2 separate regions of the Homo sapiens genome follow, and region 1 is linked to region 2. Evidence: chromatin loops called from intact Hi-C (ENCODE). Cell type or tissue: mammary epithelial cell. All regions are shown on one strand. Each heading gives the region's core, and the rest is flanking DNA. Links, peaks and the distances in the headings are about the cores only.

Region 1 (12,217 bases), core at 4,590-9,589, 1.0 Mb before region 2:
TTCTGTTCATTAACCATCCCCACTGTCCCACTACCACCACTACATTTCCCAGCCACTGGTAGCCACCACTCTAAGCCATCTTCATGAATTCAATTGTTTTCATTTTTAGCTTCTACACGAGTGAGAATTCACAAAGTTTATTATTCTGTGCTTGGTTTATTTCACTTTACCTGATGACCTTCAACTCCATCCATGTTGTTGCAAATGACAGGATCTCATTCGTTTTCATGGCTAAATAGCACACCATTCTGTATATATATCATATTTACTTCATCCATTATCTGTTGATGGACACTTAGGTTGATTTCAAATGTTGGCTTTCATGAATAGTGCTGCAATAAACATGCAAGTGCAGATGTCTTAAATATACTGATTTCCTTTCTTTGGGGAATATACCTAGCAGCGGGATTGCTGGATCATATGGTAGCTATATTTTTAGTTTTTTGAAGAACCTCCAAACTGTTCTCCATAGTGGTTGCACTAATTTACACTCCCACCAACAATATATGAGAGTTCTCTTTTCTTCACATTCTTGTCTGCATTTGTTTTTGCCTGTCTTTTGGATAAAGTCATTTTAAGTGGAGTAAGATGATATCTCATTGTAATTTTGTTTGTTTGTTTGTTTGTTTGTTCGTTTGTTTGTTTTTTGAGACAGGCTCTCACTTTGTCACCCAGGCTGGAGTGTTGTGGTGCGATCTCAGCTCATTGCAACCTCTGCCTCCTGGGTTCAAACAATTCTCCTGCCTCAGCCTCCCAAGTCGCTGAGATTACACACACCCGCCACATAGCCCAGGTAATATTTTGGATTTTTAGTAGAGATGGGGTTTCACCATGTTGGCCAGGCTAGTCTCAAACTCCTTGCCTCAACTAATCCACCCGCCTCACCCTCCCAAAGTGTTGGAATTACAGGCATGAGCCACCACACCCGACCTCATGGTAGTTTTGATTTGCATTTCTCTGATAATCAGTGATGTTGAGCACTTGTTCATAAACCTGTTTGCCATTTGTATGTCTTCTTTGAGAAATGTCTATTCATATTTTTTGCTCATTTTTAATTGTAATATTAGACTTTTTCCTATAGACTTGAGTCTGTTATATATTATGCTTACTAATCCCTTGTCAGATAGTTTGCAAATAATTTCTCCCATTCTGTGAGTTGTCTCTTCACTTTGTTGATTGTCTCCTTTGCTGTGCAGAAGCTTTTCAACTTGCAGGGAGGGAAAGAAGCTTTTATTTTAAGTGACCCCATTTTTTCATTTTTGCTTTTGTTGCTTATGCTTGTGGAATATAATGTAAGAAATATTTGCATAGTCCAATGTCCTGGAGAGTTTCCTCAATGTTTTCATGTAGTATTAATAGTTTTACAGTTTGATGAGTTAGTTTTAAGCTGTTAACTCATTTTGATTTTATTTTTTTATCTGGCAAGTGATAGGGGTCAACTTTCATCCTTCTGCATGTGGATATCCAGTTTTCCCAGCAACATTTATTGAATAGACTGTTCTTTTCCCAATGTATGCACTTGGCAACATATCAAAATGAGTTCACTGTAGATGTATGGATTTAGTTCTGGGTTCCCTATTCTGTTTCATTGGTCTATTTTCCTATTTTCATGCCAGTACCATTCCGTTTTGGTTACTATAGCTTTGTAGTATAATTTGAAGTCAGGTAATGTGATTCCTCCAGTTCTTTTCTTTTTGTCCAGGATAGCTTTGGCTATTCTGGGTCATTTGTGGTTCCATATAAATTTTAGAATTTTTTTTTCTATTTCTGTGAAGAATGTCATTTGTACTTTCATAGCGATTGCTTTGAATCTGTAGATTGCATTAAGTAGTGTGAACATTTTAACAATGTTGATTTCTTCAATCCATGAACCTAAAATATCTTTCCATTTGTTGGTGTCCTTTTCAGTTATTTCTTTCATCAATATTTTATAGTTTTCAATGTAGAGATATTTTACTTCTTTGGTTGATTCCTAGATATTTAATTTTATTTGTAGCTGTTGTAAATGGAATTATATTCTTGATTTCTTTTTCAGATTGTTTGCTTTTGGCATATAGAAATGCTAATGATTTTTGTATGTTGATTTGGTTTCCTGCAACTTTACTGAATTTGCTTATCAGTTCTAATAGTTTTCTTGTGGTGTCTTCAGGTTTTTCCTAATATAAGATCATTTCATCTCAAACAAGAATAATTTGACTTCTCCCTTTTCAATTTGTGTTGCAGGAAGTCAGGGACCCCGAACTGAGGGACTGGCTGGAGCCATGGCAGGGGAACATAAATTGTGAAGATTTCATTTTAATATGGACATTTATTAGTTCCCAAATAATGCTTTTATAATTTCTTATGCCTGTCTTTAATCTCTTAATCCTGTTATCTTCATAAGCTGAGGGTATGCCTCACCTCAGGACCACTGTGATAATTGTGTTAACTGTACAAATTGATTGTGAAACATGTGTGTTTGAACAATAAGAAATCAGTGCACCTTGAAAAAGAATGGAATAACAACGAATTTTAGGAAACAAGGGAAGACAACCATAAGGTCTGACTGCCTGTGGGGTCAGGCAAAAAGAGCCATATTTTTCTTCTTGCAAAGAGACTATAAACTGATGTGCAAGTAGGATAGATATTGCTAAATTCTTTTCCTAGCAAGGAATATTAGTATTAATACCTTGGGAAAGCAATGCATTCCTGGGGGGAGGTCTATAAACAGGCGCTCTGGGAATGTCTGTCTTATGTGGTTGAGATAAGGAATGAGATACGCCCTGGTCTCCTGCAGTACCCTCAGGCTTACTAGGGTGGGGAAAATCTCCGCCCTGGTAAATTTGTGGTCAGACCAGTTCTCTGCTCTCAAACTCTGTTTTCTGTTGTTTAAGATGTTTATCAAGACAATATACACACCGCTGAACGTAGACCCTTATCAGTAGTTCTGCTTTTGCCCTTTGCCTTGTGATCTTTGTTGGACCCTTATCAGTAGCTCTGCTTTTGCCCTTTGTCCTGTTCCCTTAGAAGCATGTGATCTTTGTTAGACCCTTATTAGTAGTTCTGCTTTTGCCCTTTGAAGCATGCAATCTTCGTACCTACTCCCTGTTCCTACACCCCCTCCCCTTTTTAAAACACTTAATAAAAACTTGCTGGTTTGAGGCTCAGGTGGGCATCATGGTCCTACCAATATGTGATGTCACCCCCGGTGGCCCAGCTATAAAACTCCTCTCTTTGTACTGTCTCTCTTTATTTCTCAGCCAGCCAACACTCATGGAAAATAGAAAGAACCTACGTTGGGTGGGTTCCCTCAATAAATTTAGATGTCCTTTATATTTCTTTCTCTTGTCTGATTTCTCTGGCTAGGACTTCCAGTACTAAGTTCAGTAACAGTGGTAAAGTGGGCATCCTTGTTGTGTTTCAGATCTTACAGGAAAGGCTTTCAGTTTTTCCCCATTCAGTATGATACTAACTGTTGATCTGTCATACATGACAATACATATTGAGATATGTTCTTTCTATATAAAGTTTTTTTAGAGTCTTTATCATGAAGGAATATTGGTTTTTATCAAATGCTTTTCATAAATAATTAAAGTGATTTTTTTTTTTTAATTTTACTTTAAGTTCTGGGATACATGTGCAGAACATCCAGGTTTGTTAAATAGATATACGTGTACCATGGTGGTTTGCTGCACCTGTTGACCAATCCTCTGAGTTCTCTCCACTCACCCCCCACCTCCCAACAGGCCCTGGTGTGTGTCGTTCCCCTCCCTGTGTCCATGTGTTCTCAAAGTTCAACTCCCACTTATGAGTGAGAACATGCTGTATTTGGTTTTCTGTTACTATGTTAGTTTGCTAAGGATGATGGCTTCCAGCTTCATCCATATCCCAGCAAAGGACATGATCTCGTTCCTTTTTATGGCTGCATAGTCCATGGTGTATATGTACCACATTTTCTTTATCTAGTCTATCACTGATGAACATTTGGGTTGGTTCCATGTGTTTGCTATTGTAAATAGTGCTGCAGTAAACATAAATGTGCATGTGTCTTTATAGTAGAATGTTTTATATTCCTTTGGGTATTGACCCAGTAATGGGATTGCTGAGTCAAATGGTATTTCTAGTTCTAGATCCTTGAGGAATTGCCATACTCTCTTCCACAATGGTTGAACTAATTTACATTCCCACCAACAGTGGGTTTTTGGTCCTTCATTATATTTATATGATGTATCGGAATGATTGATTTGTGTATGTTGAACCATCCTTGCATGTCAGGGATAAATCCCACTTGGTCATGATGAATGATCTTTTCAGTGTGATGTTGAATTCAGTTTGCTAGTATTTTGTTGAGGATTTTTGCATCAATGTTTATCAGCCTGTAGTTTTCTTTTTTTGATGTGTCTTTGTCTAGTTTTGGTATCAGAATAATACTGGCCTCATAGAATGGTTGGAAATATTTCCTCCTCTTCAGTTTTTAAAATAGTTTGGGTGGTACTGGTATTATTTCTTCTTTAAATGTTTGGTAAAATTTAGCAGTGAAGGCATTGGGTTCTTGTCTTTTCTTTGCTGGCAGATGTGTTATTACAGCTTCAATCCTGCTTGTTACTGGTATGCTCAGGTTTTGGATTTTATCCTGGTTAAATCTTGGTAGGTTGTATGTGTCTAGGAATTTATTAATTTCTTCTATGTTTTCCAATCTATTGGCATGTAGCTCATAGTACCCTCTAATGATCCTTTACATTCCTGTGATATGAGTTGTAATGTCTTGTTTTTCCTCTCTGATTTTATCTATTTGGATCTTCTTTTATTCTTAGTCTGGCTAAAGGTTTGTCAAATTTGTATATATTTTCAAAAAATATGACTTTTCGTTTTGTTGATATTTTGTTTGTGTTCTTCATTCGAATTTCATTTATTTTTTGCTGTAATCACTATTATTTCTTTTCTTCTACTCATTTAGGGTTTGATTTGCTCTTGCTTTTCTAGTTCTTTGGATGTATTGTTAGATTGTTTATTGTTTTCTACTTTGTTGATGTAGGCTATTATAGCTGTAAACTTTTTTCTTAGAAGTGCTTTCACTGTATCCCAGAGGTTTTGGTATGTTGCATCTTCATTATCATTTGTTTCAAGAAATTTTTTTATTTCCTTCTTAATTTCATCATTGGCTAGCTAGTCATTCAGAAGCATATTGTTTAATTTCCATGTGTTTATACGGTTTTCAAAATTCCTCTTGTTATTGATTTCTAATTATATTCCATTGTACTCAGAGAAGATACTTGATACAATTTTAATTTTTTTTAATTTTGAAGACCTTTTTTATGGCCTAACATATGGTCTATCCTTGAGAATGATCCATGTGTTGAGGAGAAGAATGTGTATCCTACAGCTGATGGATAATATGTTCTGTAAATATTTATTAAATCCATTTGTTCTATAGTGTGAATTAAGTCTGATGTTTCTTTGTTGATTTTTTGTCTAAGTGATCTGTCCAATGCTGAAAGTGTAGTGCTTAAGTTTCTAGCTATTAGTATATTGGAGTCTATCTCTTTGTAGCTGCTCTAATGTTACTTGCTTTATATATCTGGGTGTTCCAGTGTTGGATGAATATATATTTACAGTTGTTATATTCTCTTACTGAAGTGTGTCATTATGTAATGACTGTCTTTGTCTCTTTTTATAGTTTTTGTATATAAATCTGCTTTGTCTGATATAAGTATAGCTACTCCTGCTCTTTTTATTTTTTCCATTTACATGAAATATATTTTTTCAAGTCTTTATTTTTTATCTATGTGCATCTTTATGGGTGAATTGTGTTTCTTGCAGGTAACAGACATTGGGTCTTCATTTTTTAATTCATTCACCCAATTTATGTCTTTTGATTGGAGTGTTTATTCCACTTGCATTCAATGTTATTATTGATAAGAACTTACTTCTGACATTTTATTTCTTTTCTGATTGTTTTGTGGTCTTCTCTTCCTTTTTTTCTTCCTTCCTGTCTTCCTTTCAGTGAGGATGATTTCCTCTGGTGGTGTTTTAATTTCTTGCTTTTTATTTTCTGTGGATCTGTTTTATGTTTTTTGATTTGAGGTTACTGTGAGTCTTATAAATAATGCCTTATAACCCATTATTTTAAACTGATGACAACTTAGCATCGATTGTATAAACAAACAAACAAGTGAAGAGAAAACTAAGTAAAATTCTACCCTTTAACTTCATCCCCCATTTTTTAACTTTTTGTTGTTCTATTTATATATTATTGTGCTGTCTATAATCTTGAAAAGTTGTTGTAGTAGTTATTACTTTTGTTGATTCATCATTAGTCTTTCTATTCAAAGTATAAGTAGCTTACATGCCACTATTACAGTGTCATAATTTTCTGTTTTTCTGTGTGCTTACTATTACTACTGAGTTTTATACCTTCGGAGAATTTATTTTTGCTCATAAATGTCCTTTTCATTCAGGTTGAAGCGTTCTCTTAAGCATTTTCTCCTAGGAACATCTGGCATTGATTAAATCATTCCGCTTTCATTTGTCTGGGAAAGTCTGTTTCTCCTTCATTTTTGAAGGGTATTTTTGCTATATATACTATACTATACTATACTATACTATACTATACTATACTATACTATAGGGTAAAAGGGTTTCTTTTTTTGTTTGTTTGTTTTTGTTTTTCCTTCAGCACTTTAAATATGTCATGCAACTCTCTCCTAGCTTGTAAGGTTTCCACTGAAAAGTCTGCTGTCAGACATATTGAAGTTCCATTGTATGTTATTTGCTTCTTTTCTCTTGCTGTATTTAGGATCCTTTCTTTATCCTTGACTTTTGAGAGTTTGATTACTAAATTTCTTGAGGTTGCCTTCTTTGGGCTAAATCTGCTTGGCGTTTTATAACTTTCAATCACAACGTCTATCTCTAGGTTTGGGAAGTACTCTATCATTATAACTTCAAATTAACTTTTTACCCCTATCTCTCTCTCTGCCTCCTCTTTAGGCCAATAACTCAATTTGCTTTAAGGCTATTTTCTAGAACCTGTAGGCATACTTCATTCTTTTTATTCTTTTTGTTTTGTCTCCTCTGATTGTGTATTTTCAAGTAAACTGTCTTAAAGCTCACTGATTTTTTCTTCTGCTTGATTAATTCTGCTGTTAAGAGACTCTGATGCATTTTTCAGTATGTCAATTGCATTTTTCACCTCTGGAATTTCTGCTTGATTTTTATTAATTATTTCACATTATATGTTAAATTTATCTGATAGATTCTGAATTCCTTCTCCATGTTATCTTGAATTTCATTAAGTTTCCTCAAAGCAGTTATTTTGAATTCTCTCTCTGAAAGGGTGCATATTTCTGTCTCTCCAGGACTGGTCCTACATGACTTATTTAGTTCATATGGTGAGGTCATGTTTTCCTTGATGGTCTTGATGCTTGTGGATGTTCATCGGTATCTGGGCATTGAAGAAGTAGATATTTATTGTAGTCTTCACAGTCTGGGCCTGTTTGTACCTACACTACTTGGGAAGGTTTTCCAGGTATTTGAAGGGACATGCATGTTTTTGTAATCTAAGTTTTTGTTCACTGCAGTCCTCTTTGCATTAGGGGGCACCCCAAACCCAGTAATGCTGTGGCTCTTGCAGATTCATAGAGGTACTGACTTGATGGTCTTTAATAAAATTCAGAAAAAGTCTCTGGTTTACCAAACAGAGACTCTTCTTCTCTTCTCTTATTTTCTCCCAAACAAACAGAGTCTATCTCTGTGTTGAGCTGCCTGGAACTGGGGAAGGGGTGACATAAATAGCCCTGTGACCACCACTCCTGGTTTGCACTGGATCAGACCTGAAGCCAGCATATCAGTAGGTCTCACCCAAGGTCCATAGTAACCACTGCCTAGCTGCTGCCTATGTTAGCTCATGGCCCTAGGGCTTTACAATCATTGGCAAACTCAGCCAGGCTTGTGTCCTTCCATTCAGGGTGGTGGGTACCTTTTGGCCCTGGGTGGAACCAGAGATGCTATTCAGGAGCTAGGGCCTGGAGTTGGAAACATTAGGAATCTAGTGATTGTGGCTGAGCTGGCACCTGAGCCACAAGATAAAGTCTTTCCAATCTTCCCTTGCCTTTCCACAAACAGAGAAGTCTCTCTCATGGCTACCACCACCCTAGGCCAATGGAGAGTACTGCCTGGCTATCATCAATGTTAACTCAAGGCCTAAGGGTTCTTTCCTCAGCTCATGGTGAATGTTTCCAGGCCTGTGACTCTCCCTTCAGGGAGGTGGGCCTCACTCTTCCCCACAGCAGGTCCAAAAATGCTGTCCAAGAGTCAAGACCTGACATTGGGTATCCCAAGAGCCCACTTGGTGCTCTATCCCACTGTGGCTGAGATGATATCAAAGCTTCAAGACAAAGTTCCCTTTATTCTTCCCTCTTCTTTTCTCAAGCAGAAAGAGTCTCTCCCTGTAGCCACCACACCTGGAAATGTGCTGGGTTACACCTGAAACCAGCAGGTCTCTGAGTCAAACCCAAGGCTCAAGGCAAGTACTGCCTGACTACTGCTACTGACTATTCACAGCTCAGGGTGTCATTTGTCTGCAGATAATGAATCTTCCCAGGACTAGGTTCTTCTCTTCAATGTAGCAAGTTTCCTTTTGGCCCAGACAGTGTCTTGAAATGTCATCTGAGAGATAAGGCCTGGAATGGGGACCTCTGTACTCTGTCTGGTGCCCTATCCTACAGTGGCTGAGCTGGTATTCAAGTTGCAAGACAAAGTCCTGTTTACTCTTTCCTAGGCTTTCATCTAGCAGAAGCAAGTCATCTCTCTTGGAGCTGTGAGGTCTGCTGTCTGGGTTTGCGGAGGGGTGGTGCAAACACTCCCTTAGCTACCGTAGCCGCTATCTCACTAGGTCATGCACCCCTTAAGTCCACTGGCTCCAAGCACAGCTGATTACTAGAACTTGCCCAGGAATTGCAGTCCTCATGGTCTAGACTGCCTTTCAGGTTTATTTAGAACCCTCGAGCACTTTAGCCTGCAATGGTGGGGCTTGCTGGAACTCAGGTTCCAGCAGCTGGGATGAACAATTCCCCTTCAGCTGGGGCTGGTCTAAATGCTCCCTCCATGGATGCTGGCTAAGTTCTGTCCTGTGTTGCTTTTTATTGTGACTGGGCAGCACTGAATTCCAATGCAAAGTCCCAGAATCACTGTGCTCTGTCTCCTCCAAGCACACAGATTTTTTTCTCCATGCCATGCAACCTCTGCTCAGGGGATGGGGGAGAAGTGGCATCAGCAATTCAAGACTGTCTTTTGTACCCTCTTCAGTGCCTCTTTCAGCGATATGAAGTTAAAACCAGGTACTTTGATCACTCACCTGATTTTTGATTCTTATCAAGGTGCTTTTTGTGAGGATAGTTGTTCAATTTGGTGGAACAAACTAGGAGGAGCATGATCAGTGGAGGCTTCTATTTGGCCATCTTGTTCTGTCTCCATCCTGCCATTTATTATTAAAGTCAGAACACAGATTAACAGAAATACTAGTAAAGAAAAAATACATATGCACATACCATTCAAACATTTCTGAACTCATCGACATATTTTTGCATATATACTTATTGTTCCCATAAAATAATTAACTGCAGAAACCATCCTTCATATAGCCTTACCTAGAATGGTTTTATGAAAGTGAATGCTTACTGAATTCAAGCTTAAAGAACATATCGTCCTGACTTACCAAAATTACATAGTGAAACTAGGAATAAAACCCAGGACCTAAACAACCTGCATTCCTTATATGTAATTTTGCATTAAATTAATTACAATACATTACAATAAAAATACCTATCCTGATTAGGAAAATATCAAGTGCCAATTCATATAAGCATATTGTCTTAGATTATGTTTGTGCATTCTTGTGTGAATTCACACATACAAGCCTGCACATATGCTTAGTGTTTATCAAGCAGATGAGGAAGAAAATAAGTGTGTGAATAGGTATGAATAAGACACAATTTTTGCCTTGAAAACTCTTGTTTATCTTAGAAGCAGTTAAATCAAGAAAACTTATTTTCACCTTTGCATAAGTGATTTTGCTTAATATATTCTTAAACGCTTTAACAGAGAAACTCATAATATAAAAAATCCAGTGGCCTTCAGTGCAACTCAGCAATACTCTCACCCATTCTCCGTTGACTTCCTACTAAATATCCCACCAAAGTAATTTCTAATTTCCTCTAATCTTCCCAGGTATCCTAATCTGCCCCTGCTTTTCTGTCCTACAAGCAGGTAACCCCTGTATTGATTTTATTGAGATTAAGGTCATCAGATAAGAACTCCCTCAACTATCTTTCCCTTCCACTGAAATTGTGAATTATCACACAGGCATTTCTACAGTTCATCTTGCTTAAGGAGGACTGTCTTTTCTGATCTAAACCACATTTCTTTCTGAGCTAAACTTTCTCCTTCTCAGTCTCCTGCTAGTTATTCTACATTTGATCCTCTCCATCTCTACATGATTTCTCTGCCTTTTGCTGCCCTGCTGTAAGTTCCAGAAGTCTAGCCTCTTCAAGCTACATCACTCAGACACTCGGGCCCTCTGGTTTTCAGTGGGATTTAGACAATGGCAGTAACTGGAAGAAATCAGAGTATGGGAGGCAAAAGAGATCAGGCTATTTATTTCTCCATCCCTATACTTTTCCTGCTTTGCTACAATTCTAGCTGATTCTGTATGTGGTTTCTGGCTCCTGTGAGTGATACCTCTTGCTCTGCTTCAGCTCTCAGTTGGACTTGACTGAATCATTCCTTCTCTTCTTGCCCCCTTATGCCTAGGAACTTAAGGGACTTCATGCTGTTACAAGTCCTTGGGTGCCTCTTCTACCCTTTTTTTATTCTCCTTCCCCTGTTCACACCCCTATGGACACTTCATTCCTTCCAAATAAATCCTTTTGAAAATGCCGTCTGTGTCCAACAGCTACCTTGACTGATCCAAACTTCTTTCATCCTCTCTGGATTCAAATTGCAACTCTTTTTCTCACAGTTGTATAGTTTTTGTTTCATTGATTTGTAAATGTATTCAAGTTTCCTCCGTATTGTGAAGCCCTCTCTCAACTCTGTTACAGTTTTAAGTTGTTGCTCTATGAAAGTTTTTAAATTCTTTCTTCAAAGTGTTGTCTACAGATATTAAAATATGGTATCTGTTCCACAAATATTTAAATATAATTATGCCTTATTTTTATTAATATGTAACAAAGCAAAGAAGACATAAATACCCAGCTTAACAGATTAATGGAGGATAATCACTCTGCAGTTCCCACTCAGATCAAGACATCAAATATATCAGCTCCCTAAAAGCTTCCTACACAGGCCTTCTTGGTCATAAATTTCTTCCTGCTTCCTGTCTTAATACCTATCCTGAATATCATAGTATTTACTTCCTTTCTTTAGAATAGTACTACCAAAACATACATCAGTAAAGAAAGGTTAATTTTGCTATTTTTAAATTTTATATAATGAAATCATACAGTATGTATCCTACTGTGTTGGCTTCTTTCCCTTAACCTTATGCTTTCTGGCCAGGCGCAGTGGCTTACGCCTGTAATCCTAGCCCTTTTGGGCCAAGGCAAGGGATCGCTTGAGTCCAGGAGTTGGAGACTAGCCTGGGCAACATAGCAAGACCATCTCTACAACAACAAAATTTGCTAGGGGTGATGGTGGCACGTGTCTGTAACTTCACCTACTTAGGAGACTGAGGTGGGAGGATCACTTGAGCCTGAAATGTCAAGGACACAGTGACTTGTGATTGTGCTACTCTACTCCAGCCTGGGTGGCAGAGCAAGACCCTATCTCCAAAAAAAAAAAGAAAGAAAAAGAAAAAGAAAAAAATTGCCTTTAAGATTCATGAATGTTTTGGTTTGGGTTATTTGTAGTTTTGAACTATGCACTATGAACCTTCAAGCACATGTATGCTGGTAAATATAAATAAGCATTTCTATGGAGTTTATACCAGTGCATGAAATAGGCTGTACTATACTATGTCTTCCAGATCTATGAGATATGACCAATTGTTTTCCAAAGTTATCTTAACAGTTTACAATCCTACCAGCAAATTGTAAGAACTCTATTGATCTATATCCTCGCCAACACTTAGTATTATTACACTATTGGATTTTTGCCATTCTGGTGATTCATGAGTTGTATCTTATTGTGATTTTCAGATTGTGTTTACTGCAGTGATTACTAGTAAGCTTGAGCATTTTTTGAA
Region 2 (12,217 bases), core at 2,512-7,511:
ATATCTATATATCTATATATATCATTGTACTTCTATGGAAGTTGCTGAACAGAACTTTAGCTAGCCAGATGAAAAGAAGTAAGGCTGTAATAAATTAAAAGTTGAGGGTTTTTTTATTCTTTTTTTCTAAGATTATACTAGCTATTGATTAAAGCCATTTTAGATCTCACAATGTCACAAACAATAACAGTGGCACCTACTATTATGAAATGAGTACAATATATGCTAAACACTCTACAAAGTATTTTAAGTGTTTGAACTTGTTTTAATTTTATAAAAATTCTATGAAGTGGGTATTATTAACCTTTTATAAGAGAAGAGGGAATATATTCTAAGTCAAGTAACTTGCTCAGTATCACCATGACTAATAAATTGTAGGGCAGGAATTCTGACTCAGATGTATTGCATGTTATACTTATAAGTATTGTAAGTATAAGAGAAAATAAATATGAAGGAAAACACAAATCCTAGATACAGAGAGATTCTCAGAAGTAAAAAAAAAAAAAAAAAAAAGCTTCTCTTTGTCAAGCTCAAGGAGATTGTTACCTTGCTTTTAGATAATAAATTGGTGCAAAAGGAAACATCTAGTTTCTGTTAAACTTTTAATACATGTTTACTTTATAATATATTTACATTCTATTGATATTAAGAAAGTATACCTTTATCAGTTCATATATTGCTGTTAACATTTGTTATGATGCATATTTTGAAAAAAGCTATTACTACAGATTTATGAGAGTCATAGCAAAAGGGTTTATAACTGTTGTCCTGGAACCTGAAGATGGAAGGAGGGGAGAGAAGCTGCTGTGAAAATGTTGTATATAATCACTTGCATGTGAGCTTATACAAGCACTGAAAAGGGACCTATCCTATACTTTCTGATTTCATAAATGATTTAAAGAGGTCTATAAGTATTGATGACATCTCTTTTGATACTATAAACTAAAAGAATTATGAGGCTGTAAAATGGATTCCAAGTCAAGGCTAGGAAATTAAAGAGTCAGTGAAATGTATATGAGAATCTGTTTCCACCTGAGGGCAAAGAACAGAGGTGTTAAAACTGAAGAATGAAAGGTTACAAAGAATTCTCCTCTAACTTTGCTTCTATACCCTCACATATAAGCTGGATTACAGGACCATACCATACTTTACAACAGAGCACAGAGCAAGGAAAGAAGATATATTTGCGGTGAACAAAAAGAGACCAAGTGTTATTGTGTTTCATATTCTATAATGTTGTTTGGTGCAGAAAATAATCTTTCTGAAGTAAGATTCATACATGTTCATACTCTTCAAGACATGAATTCTATTGTAGTTCTCATCTCCGCTTTATGATTATATAGTAAATAGGTCAACAGATCTCAGCATTTCAACTCTGAATAAAAGTAAGATTGACTTGTGTCTCATTTATCTTTTTTTGCAAGAACAACAACCAGAAGCTACCATTAAGTCACAGCAGTGGCTTTTCTCATGGTTAATAGTGGAAAAATTTCCCCAACCTTTGGAAATATATTAAGTACTTTCTATGTGGCAATTAACTCTTATTTATGTATTTATTTATTTATTTTTGAGACGAAGTCTTGCTCAGCCACCCATGCTGAGTGCAGTGGCCTGATCTCGGCTCACTGCAACCACTGTCTCCCGGGTTCAAGTGATTCTCCTCTCTCAGCCTCCCAAGTAGCTGGGATTACAGGCATCCACCATCATGCCAGCTAATTTTTGTATTTTAGTAGATACGGGGTTTCACCATGTTGGCCAGGCTGGTCTTGAACTCCTGACCTTAGGTGATCTGCCCATCTCGGCCTCCCAAAGTGCTAGGATTACAGATGTGAGCCACCACGCCCGGCCTTAACTCTTATTATTTTCAGAGATATTCAGCAAACGAGAAGTGGCAAATAAGTTATAATATACAGACACCATCATAATTAGTTTCAGCTTTGCTCAAAAGCTATCTTTATTCTAGGTTTATACCTAAGTTTAAAGCTAATTAGGAATGACAAGAATAAAACTGTGATGAGCTTTTATGTACTTTCTCTGTACATATCAGTGTTTTCATAGTTAATTATTATTTATATCTAAGACACTCCATCCATTGATCAGTGAAATCAAATAATATTTTCTGAATTTTGTCATGGTATAGTATAATATTTAAGAGGATAAATGCTGGCATTACTTTGCCTGGTTTAAATCTCAGCACCATGATTTATTTACTGAGAGGCCATACTCAATTTACCTAATCTCCCTATTCTTAGGTTTACTCAATTTTCATTCCAGTATGCTAATGAGTACCTACCTCCTAAAAATTTTGCTAGAATTAAATTTCTAAAATTATATATAAGTCTTGAAGTTTGTTTTAAATATTCTGGAAGGTTTCTAACAATAATCTATATATGCAAATCTCTCCTACATGTATTGCTACACATTTAAGTATATACTATAAATATTTGCATGCATTCAATTATATACTGTAGACACCTTTGCATACCTATACACTACCAGTATCCATTCTTTTGCATATTTAACTATATAATGTAACAGAGATTAAGTGGCGTATACCTAAATCTCTCTTTAGAAGTGGAGTTGAAAAGACTAGAAATATAGCCAGGATTTTTATGGCTATGATAGATTTGTACTCAAAGACTTGATTTGTTTTTAAATTATTTAATTCCATTATAATAAACTCAAAATTTGAGTGTATTTAGTTATGGCCTTTTCCATTTTCCATGTGATAATCAACAACTGTGATAATCAACAACTGTGTATTTCTCTTTGAGAAACTGTGTTTCTCAAAGAGAGAAACAGCCTTTATGCAAAGGTGAAAAAAGTAGAGCAAATGGAAGATTTGAGACAGTTACTACATAGGAGATCTTTGTTCTCAAACAAATACATGTTAGGTGAGTCTTCAGATTTTAAAGAGGTCAATGTAGGCTGACAATTCGAAAAAAGATGAGATTATAAAGTAGAGAGTAAAATGTTCCATGGGGGAATAAATATGGGTAAGCAGTACAAAGATAAGAGAAAAACATAGGAGATTAAATCATTTTTGAATTGTCAAAATACATGATTTTATACAATAAAAAAAATAGATTCCTCATGACCAGAAAATAATTTTAACCAAAGAATGGCGATGAATAATCTCTTCAGCATATATAAGCTTCATGAATTTAAATATCTATACTTATGGCTGTATCTATTTATGGATGAAAAAAAGTAATATTGACTTGTCTTTCATTTATCTTTTTGCAAGAACACCATAGAGAAGCTGTCATTAAGTCTCAGCAGTAGCCTCTCTTTTGATTAATAATGGATAAATTAAAAAATCTAAAATATAATTTAGCAAATGTATAACTCATATAAATATATATTTACATAAAGAAGTTTATATATCTTATTTCTGTATCTTAATATGGAAATAAAGGCATCATTTAATATGCAAAAGTGGTTTTTAGAATAAGCATATGACATAATCCTTTTCTTTAAAAGTATTATCTTTAAAATTATTGAGTTGCATTTTTAGAGTAAAGCAAAAGGTTTTAATAAAGAGAAATGGTATGATAAAAATGGGTGATATGTTTCAAAGTGTGAAAATATTATAAAAAGAGGAAAATTGGAACTATCCAGACATATGATTTTTAAAAAGTTATTAGAAATTGATCATGTAGGAATTTTCAAGAATAAAAGAGTTGAAATTTTAAAAAAAGTTCTTTAGCACTAGGAAATGTTTTTTTTTTTTTAGATTTAAGATTCAACTGGGAATGAATGTAATGACTATTATTGGTGCTTTGTTGTTTTGTATGTGTATAGAATTTAATTTCAGTAGTTTAGCAATAAAAAATGGAATGTCTTGTTAGACTGTTATTTGATAATAGATCAATTTAGTTCAAGTCTTGGAAGATGCTCTTGCAAGATATTTATTAAACATCAAAAGTTATAGTCATTATCTTTCCATATTTCTAATGTGTTTCATTAACAAAAAATAAAATATTTTATATAACAGAATGCATGCATATATAAGTATGCAACATAATTTTTTGTTATTTTTCTTTTAAAATAAAAAGCCATTTTGATATATTTAGTAATCTGTATTTACTACCTTCACTGACTTGCCCTTTACCCACAACATATTGGCTTTTGATTCTATAATCTTAATAAAATAATATTGAGATGATATATATATCAGAAATAGCTCTAGGTACTGAGTAACAGTAGTAACAAATATAAACAAGACAAGACACAGTCTCACACAATTTTTATATCAACAGACAAAGATAAATAATATAAAAATAAGCAAAAGAATACACACAAAAAAACAAAGTACAGAACTAACAAAATAGTGTGGAATGATATGAAATAATTTTTAACAGTTTGAGCAGGCCTCTCTGAGGTTGTGATATTCTAATTTTCTTCAGAGAAGCTAAAAGCTGTATTATTATGTGAAACCTGTCGAATTTAAAATGTTGTGAGCTAAGTAGAATGTTTCAAAGACACCATGAAGGACAGTACTTTATAGGACAAATGAAACAAATTTGTGGGCATCTCCAACCTGTGAGCCACTCTTTTTTGTTTTTACTCACTACTCCAAACACTTCTTTTGGAATGATAGATTATTTTATTTATATTATCTAAATCTGTAATTCTTCCCTCTACCCCTCTTAATCTATACATTATAATTGTCAAATAACTAATATAAATATGACCCAGATACTGCATCTATAATCAAATACTATATTTCTCTATAGTTAATTTAATATGTCAAATATCTAGTTCATTCTTGTCAGTTTGGTACAAACCAGTGGCTGAGAGAACAAACGTCAAAGCCAGTTTGTTTGAATAATGATTCTGCCAACTACTAGCTGAGTCAACTTGGCCAAGTCATTTAACCTTTTTGTGCCTCAGTTTTCTCTTATGTAAAATGCATATATCTGTCAGGGTCCAATCAAGAGACAGGATCCACATAGTGATTTGAAAAGGGGCTATTTAACATAAAGAATTATGAACCATACACAATTACTTATAAAGGGTAAATACCCTAGGGCTGAGGAGCATACCTAAAGAATGAATTAACTTGTAAGGGGTCCACACTCCCTACAGTTGTGATTCAGAACTCATTAGAGAAGATGGGGCTATAGCCAAATGGATTGTGAAGTTCACTGGGTAGTCCTGGGACAGAGTTGGTCACATTATCTAGGCAGAGGCTGGTGGGTGGAGAATTGTGTCCAGATTCAACAAACAAGCAATAACTCTTTGAAGTATGGGCAGGCTGAGATTGGGAGGTCTACCTTGGGGGCATCTTGGAGTCTCACTGGGAATCTTCCTGTGGGGTTGCAGCTGAAACTCAATGCCAGAGAATTCCACTGGATGCTCACAGAAACCACTGGTAGTCATGCCATAAAAGCAACAAAGGATGGAGAAGCAGAGGAAGCAGGGGAAGGAGTAGGAGGAGGAAGAGAAGGAGAAGGAGGAACAAGAGGAAGAGAAGATAAAGAAGGAGCAGGATAAATGAGAGGAAAACACCAGGATTGAGAAGAGAAGCTCCTTCTTCCTATAATGTCTGTCCATTGCCACCTACTGGCAATGCTTAATATTGTTCCAACTGCAAAGGAGAAATATTCAGAGCCCATCAACAATTTCCACAGAGCAGAAAGGAAGGTTGAATTTGGACGTAAGAAGCAATAAATTGATAATTGGCACATTCGTTTTCAGGAGATTCTGTAACAAACTACCAAAAACTGGTTTGCTGAAAACAGTAGAAATCATTCTTTCACAGTTCTGTGGGCCAGAAACACAAAATCAAGGTGCTGCAGTTTCTTGGGGAGTTTCTAGGGGAGAATTGTTCCTTGTCTTTTCCAGATTCTGGTGGCCATCAGCATTTCATGTGACTACCTCACTCCAATCTCTGCCTCTGTCTTCCTATGGCTTTTTCTTCTGCTATCTCATGTAAGGGCATGTTTAGGACCAATCTGTGTAATCTAAGATAGTCTCATCTCAAAATATTTAACGTAGTAAAATCTGAGAAGACCTCTCTTCCAAAAAGAAAATCACATTCCTAGGTTTCCAGGGCTAGGATATGGACATATCTACTTGGGGGCCACCATGGAGCCCTCTAAATTGGAGATGATAATGACAGTGTTTAATTTATAGGTTTCTCAGTAGTGATACATGAATTAATATATGTAAAATACTCGTATGGTTCCTCACATAGACTCTACAAGTATCATCATCACCACCATTGTCGTCACCATCATCATCAACACCGTCACCATCCTCATGGTGATTGTTCCATCCCGCTATCTCTTAATCCTTCTCCAACTCCCCACTCTTCTCTTTCCCTTATAGACAGAATAATACACTTAGAAATTATACCTTGACTCTTTATCAGATAAGTGACTTTTTCTCTAATTTTTAAAATGGAGATCTTTAATTTCACTTAAATTATATGCCAGATGATCTTACCCTGTTTAAAGATAAATAAGTCTCATAGAAGTTACATAACTTATTCAATGTCACTTGACAAATGGTGATGACGCCATTCAGTTTATAGAGTTTGTGGTACAGTAAGTAATTACTGTTACCATTACTAATAATACATGTACTACTACTACTATTACTATTATTATCATCTTTATGAATACTATCACTATCTACCTTTTTTAAAAAAGCACACAGTAAGATTTCTCTGTTTCTCTCATTTCCTGCACTCTCTCTTTTAAATAATTAGCTATTTTTGGAAGTCTATCAATTTGAAACACACACACACACACACACACACACACACACACACTTTCCTGAATTGGCTTTCTCTGCTAATTTTCTCTTCAATTGCCATTATCATTTTGTACCCTTTTTAATTTAATAACCTTTTCATTGATCTTCCTCATATTTTTGTCTCCCTTTCTTAATCTTTCTTCAACATAGTGAAAAATATGTTTATGCAACATACATCTAGTGTTACCCTCATGCTTTAAAGTACTTTCATGAGTTTTATGGTTCTTTAGTATCTGGAGCCAAAATACTTTTTAGCTTTCTCTTCCATCTACATAAACTACGCTGCTCCCACAAAGTACTGTTAGTGATTTCTCTCAAAATATTATAAACTCCATATATTTGTTCACAGAATCTTCCTTTTCGTACTATTTAAAATTCAAATCCAGCTCAAATATCACCTCTCCTGTAAAATCCCACTCCAAGTCTCAAAGATAAAATAACTTATATCTTCCATGTTGAAACCAAATGTGAGTTTGGATTTTACCATAGGGAACACCCTATCAAATGGACCATACCATGAGACATCTAGTTTCTCTCCTCTGGAGAGTGTCTGGATAGTTATCTTCAATCTTCTGTAAGAATGTCTTCTGTTGTCAAATGACTAGATGACAAAGATGAATTTTTTAAATTAAGGGTCCATATTTTATAAATATTTATATGATTTATTAGATTTTACAACATTGTTCCCTTGCCTTTTTACCTCATAGTACCCAAAACTCCCAAATAAAAGATATCAGATTATTATTTTTTTAAATATTTACCAGGAATATAGTCTAATTCCATTATTTGAAGTTACTTTGCAGTGCTCATAGTTATTAATGCCCACTATTTTTTTCAATTGACCTGCTATCAAGTAAGTAATTTGTTTGCTAAAAAAATTTGAGCCCTCACTATGTGTCATGCAATATAATAATAACTGGATATACTAAAATAATATTTTATAATGATTTGATTTATCAAAATTAAACTAAAAGGATAAATGTCACTCAAGCAGTTGCATATCATGCCTAAGATCCAAATATCACATTTTGATATTTTGACTTTAGCTTTTATTTCAATTTTAATTTATCTAACAGTTTTCCAGTAAGATGCTGATTTCCATTATTTAAAGACTTAAATGTTAGATCTAAAACCATAAAAACTCTAGAAGAAAACCTAGGCAATACCATTCAGGACATAGGCATGGGCAAGGACTTCATGACTAAAACACTAAAAGCAATGGCAACAAAGGCCAAAACTGACGAATGGGATCTAATTAAACTAAAGAGCTTCTGCACAGCAAAAGAAACTACCATCAGAGTGAACAGGCAACCTGCAGAATGGGAGAAAATTTTTACAATCCACCCGTCTGACAAAGGGCTAATATCCAGAATCTACAAAGAACTTAAATTTACAATAAGAAAATCAACCCCATCAAAAAAAAGTGGGCAAAGGATATGAACAGACACTTCTCAAAAGAAGACATTTATGCAGCCAACAGACACATGAAAAAATGCTCATCATCACTGGCCATCAGAGAAATGCAAATCAAAACCACAATAAGATACTATCTCACACCAGTTAGAATGGTGATCATTAAAAAGTCAGGAAACAACAGGTGCTGGAGAGGATGTAGAGAAATAGGAATACTTTTACACTGTTGGTGGGACTGTAAACTAGTTCAACCATTGTGGAAGACAGTGTTGCCATTCCTCAAGGATCTAGAACTAGAAATACCATTTGACCCAGCCATCCCATTACTGGGTATATACCCAAAGAATTGTAAATCATGCTGCTCTAAAGACACATGCACACATATGTTTATTGAGGCACTATTCACAATAGTAAAGACTTGGAACCAACCCAAATGTCGATCATAGACTGGATTAAGAAAATGTGGCACATACATACCATGGAATACTATGCAGCCATAAAAAAGGATGAGTTGTCCTTTGTAGGGACATGGATGAAGCTGGACATCATCATTCTGAACAAACTATTGCAAGGACAAAAAAACAAATACCGCATGTTCTCACTCATAGGTGGGAATTGAACAATGAGAACACTTGGACACAGACTGGTGAACATCATACACTGGGGCCTGTTGTGGGGTGGGAGTGGGGGGGCGGGATAGCATTAGGAGATATACCTAATGTAAATGACGAGTTAATGGGTGCAGCACACCAACATGGCACATGTATACATATGTAACAAACCTGCATGTTGTGCACATGTACCCTAGAACTTAAAGTATAATAATAAAAAAAATTTTTCTTCCTCTTTTTCTTTCCAACGATTTATGTTATATTTGTTTGTTTCTTTTCCTGTCAGTCGATACAATTCTAATCCAACCAAAATATATTAGGTTCTTACTATGTATCAGAGATTGTGCAAGGTGCTTTCTCAGGCAGCATTTTATTTAACCTCCACAACAAACCTATGAAAGAAGATACTATTTTTCTTTTGACAACAAATTATCATAAAGATTAAGTAATTCTCAAAGTCATACAATGATTAAAATTATAGAGGTAATATAAAAACAAAGCAATATGATTTTTTCCATCATTTATAATTTTTCCATTTTATTCTCATGCTTGCTTTCTTTAAATTGTCCTTAAATTCTCTGGAGATATTGTGTAGTATAGTTTTCTCCAATACTTGAAATAGGATATTTCATCTGTGCCAAGACCTGGGTTCTGATATAGTAGTTATATTTATATACCCTATCTCCAAAGTACCCTTTATCCTTTATAGTTTGGATATTGCCAACAGAGTTGGCAATGTGCTTTATATATTTGCATCCAAGAATCTACCTAGAGGTATGGGAGGGCATTAAAAGACAGGAGGTAGGGCATGAGTCTCCTTCCTTGGGGTATTAATGTTTAATTAACATTGTTATTAAGAAGTTTATAAATTTACATGTAGTTTTAAGAAATAGTGTGCCCTTAACCTAGTTTCCACCAGTGGTAGCAATATCACAATGAAGATATTGAAAATAATACAATCAACAAATCTTATTCAAAGTTCTCCAGTTTTACTCCTGTGTGTGTGTTGGTTGTATATGATTTCATCTCATCTGTCATTCAACATCCCAGTTAAGATACTGAATATCTCTGTGACCACAGAAGTTCCTTATGTGGCCCTTTTATAAAAACCACCTCACCCTTCCTTCCACACAACACCCCCTCCCACTATTTCTAAGCCCTGGCAACCACTGATCTATTCTCCATAATCCCTTTGTTTAATTATATTGGCACTGACAGAAGCCAGATTGTTATCAAAGTCTACTTTCCTGGAGGATAGATAACTTTTGACCCAGTTTTCCTGGTAGCAGTTTGCACCATAGAGAACTGGCTATAAAAATAAATCTAAAGACTGATAAAATGTGGAGTCCACACACTAACATTGTCGTTTGAGAATATACAGCAGTTAGAAAGGCAGTGTTTTACATTGTAGCACTAGGAATTCATTCATTGAACGAATATTTATTATGCTGTTAGCATCCTGGAGGTTTTACCACAGATATGCATCAGTGGCCATGAGTTGGGCAAGTTAACAAGCTAGATGAAGTGAATCCATCAGCCTTCAGCAAAGTTACCCCCATGCCTCCAACTTTCATGACAGAGGTGCCACGAGCGTGAGAGATGAGTGACTTTGTCAGAGCCTCAGCTGCTTTAGGCTGCCCGAGTGTCTGACCAAGGTAACCCTACTGTACAGAGATCACGCCCTTTATGCCAGGCACCTTAGGGGCACCAACTTTTTCAAATTATCTTCTATCTTTTAAAGGAATGCATCAGAAAGAGAGTATCTTCTTTCTGTGATGGTGACATGCTTTGTGCACTCGTGCACAGTCATATTTGTGCTCCTCGATCATTTCCTAATTTCCGGCTATGTAAATTACACTAGCAGTAGTGGAAGTCGGGGAGGTAACAGTGGCAATGCATGATATGTAATGAAACTTTCAGGACAACTGTCATCAATCTTGGCAGTCATGGGGTCTTTCAGCCTCAAAGACACATGTTTGCTCCTGTGTACTTGCAAATTAGACTTGGAGACACCATGTCCTACAGTTACAAAGATACATATCTCTGAAATTCCCCCATTTTCTTCCAAGGGATAGATTCATAGATGTGAATGAAGACTCGGGTTGATTTGAGTTTTTACTAGATAAAAATAGGGACTTCAAGAGACAATTACATCATCTGATCTCTGAGAACCGACATTTCTCACAACTCTGTAGGAAATGAAGAAAAAGCCAGTGAGAGACTGGCAGAGCTTAGCGGGAAAGGTGCTTGCCTAGCAGCAAAGCAGCAGGAAATGATTGTGTCTGAGGGGAGTTTCACTGAAGAAAACACCTACAAAAATATATAGAGCACCTGTTCTAGGCAGTCACTGAAATGATAGTGATGAGATGAACAACTGCACATATACTTGAGAAGATGTTTATGTGGAGAGTTCTTAAAGCATTCTTTACGTTTAAGGCCCATTAGGATATACAAATTGTATCATCCTGGTATGCAGATTTTATATTACATTGTTGATGCTACTATATGCCTGAATAGAGTAAGAAGTATTATAAAGTGAAATGTGTTGTTCACATGAGAATGTGAATAATAGGCTTGTTAATACCAGAGAAACCTAGACAAAATATATTTATTACTAAGCATTGGCAAACTTTCTTTTAATCAAAAGGAAAACACAGCAATTGAGGCAAATAACAAGTTTCTTCCTTCCCTGAACTTGCCTTACAAGGAAATAAGGTAATTAGGTACAATCAAATCTCATCCCTGATTTATTCCTTGCCCTCCTTCTGATATTATAGGCTTAGAAATTAGAAATGAAGAAGCAGCTTCTCTTGCTGTCATGGATAGAAAGCAATGGTGAGAAACAGGATACAAAGTCAATATCGCAGTTTTTGAAAAATACTTCCTTTTAAACTGATATCCAGAATTCCAAGGATACTTCTCTGATTTATCCAGGAAAAAGTTAAGTGAGGAAGAGACATTGCCTCTGCAAAATCTCCTGACACATTCTGAGCAAGAAAAACTTGACTATATAAGATTATATTCATAGAGAAAATATTTTTAAAAAGGTAATTGCATTTATTCTTTTTTTTTTTTTTGAGATGGGGTCATATTCTGTCACCCAGGCTGGGGTGCAGTGGCACAGTCACAGCTCACTGCAGCCTCCATCTCTGGGCTTAAGTGATCCTCTTACCTCAGCCTATGTGGTAGCTGAGACTACAAACATGTGACACTATGTGTTGCTAATATTTAAATTTTTTATAGAGATGAGGTCTCCTCATGTTGCCCAAGCAGGTCTGAACTCCTGGCTCAAGTAATCCTCCTGCCTTGGCCTCCAAAATTGTTAGGATTATAGGCATGAGCCACCGCGCCCAATTTGCATTTATTATGTTTTACCCTAAATGGAACTCTCCCATCATTCTAAGTGTTTTGGTTTTAAGTTCTCATTT

The links. A loop is a pair of places that touch in the nucleus more often than their neighbours do. Peaks named below come from ENCODE experiments on the same cell type or tissue, not always from the same donor. Only the 100,000 strongest peaks of a DNase experiment are listed, where the experiment ranks them.
Region 1: it touches region 2 in a loop (8-fold over the local background); 4 of 110 quality-filtered maps call a loop at or near these places.

What each region holds. Positions count from the first base shown.
Region 1 is chr12:59,437,553-59,449,769 of GRCh38, forward strand. No RefSeq gene overlaps it. Among named protein-coding and RNA genes, the nearest start is that of LINC02448, 80 kb to the right of the region's middle. In mammary epithelial cell, for the core only: a CTCF peak has its summit at 7,567 (motif pointing right); no DNase peak of the experiment used is centred there.
Region 2 is chr12:60,488,886-60,501,102 of GRCh38, forward strand. No RefSeq gene overlaps it. Among named protein-coding and RNA genes, the nearest start is that of SLC16A7, 900 kb to the left of the region's middle. In mammary epithelial cell, for the core only: a CTCF peak has its summit at 5,575 (motif pointing left); no DNase peak of the experiment used is centred there.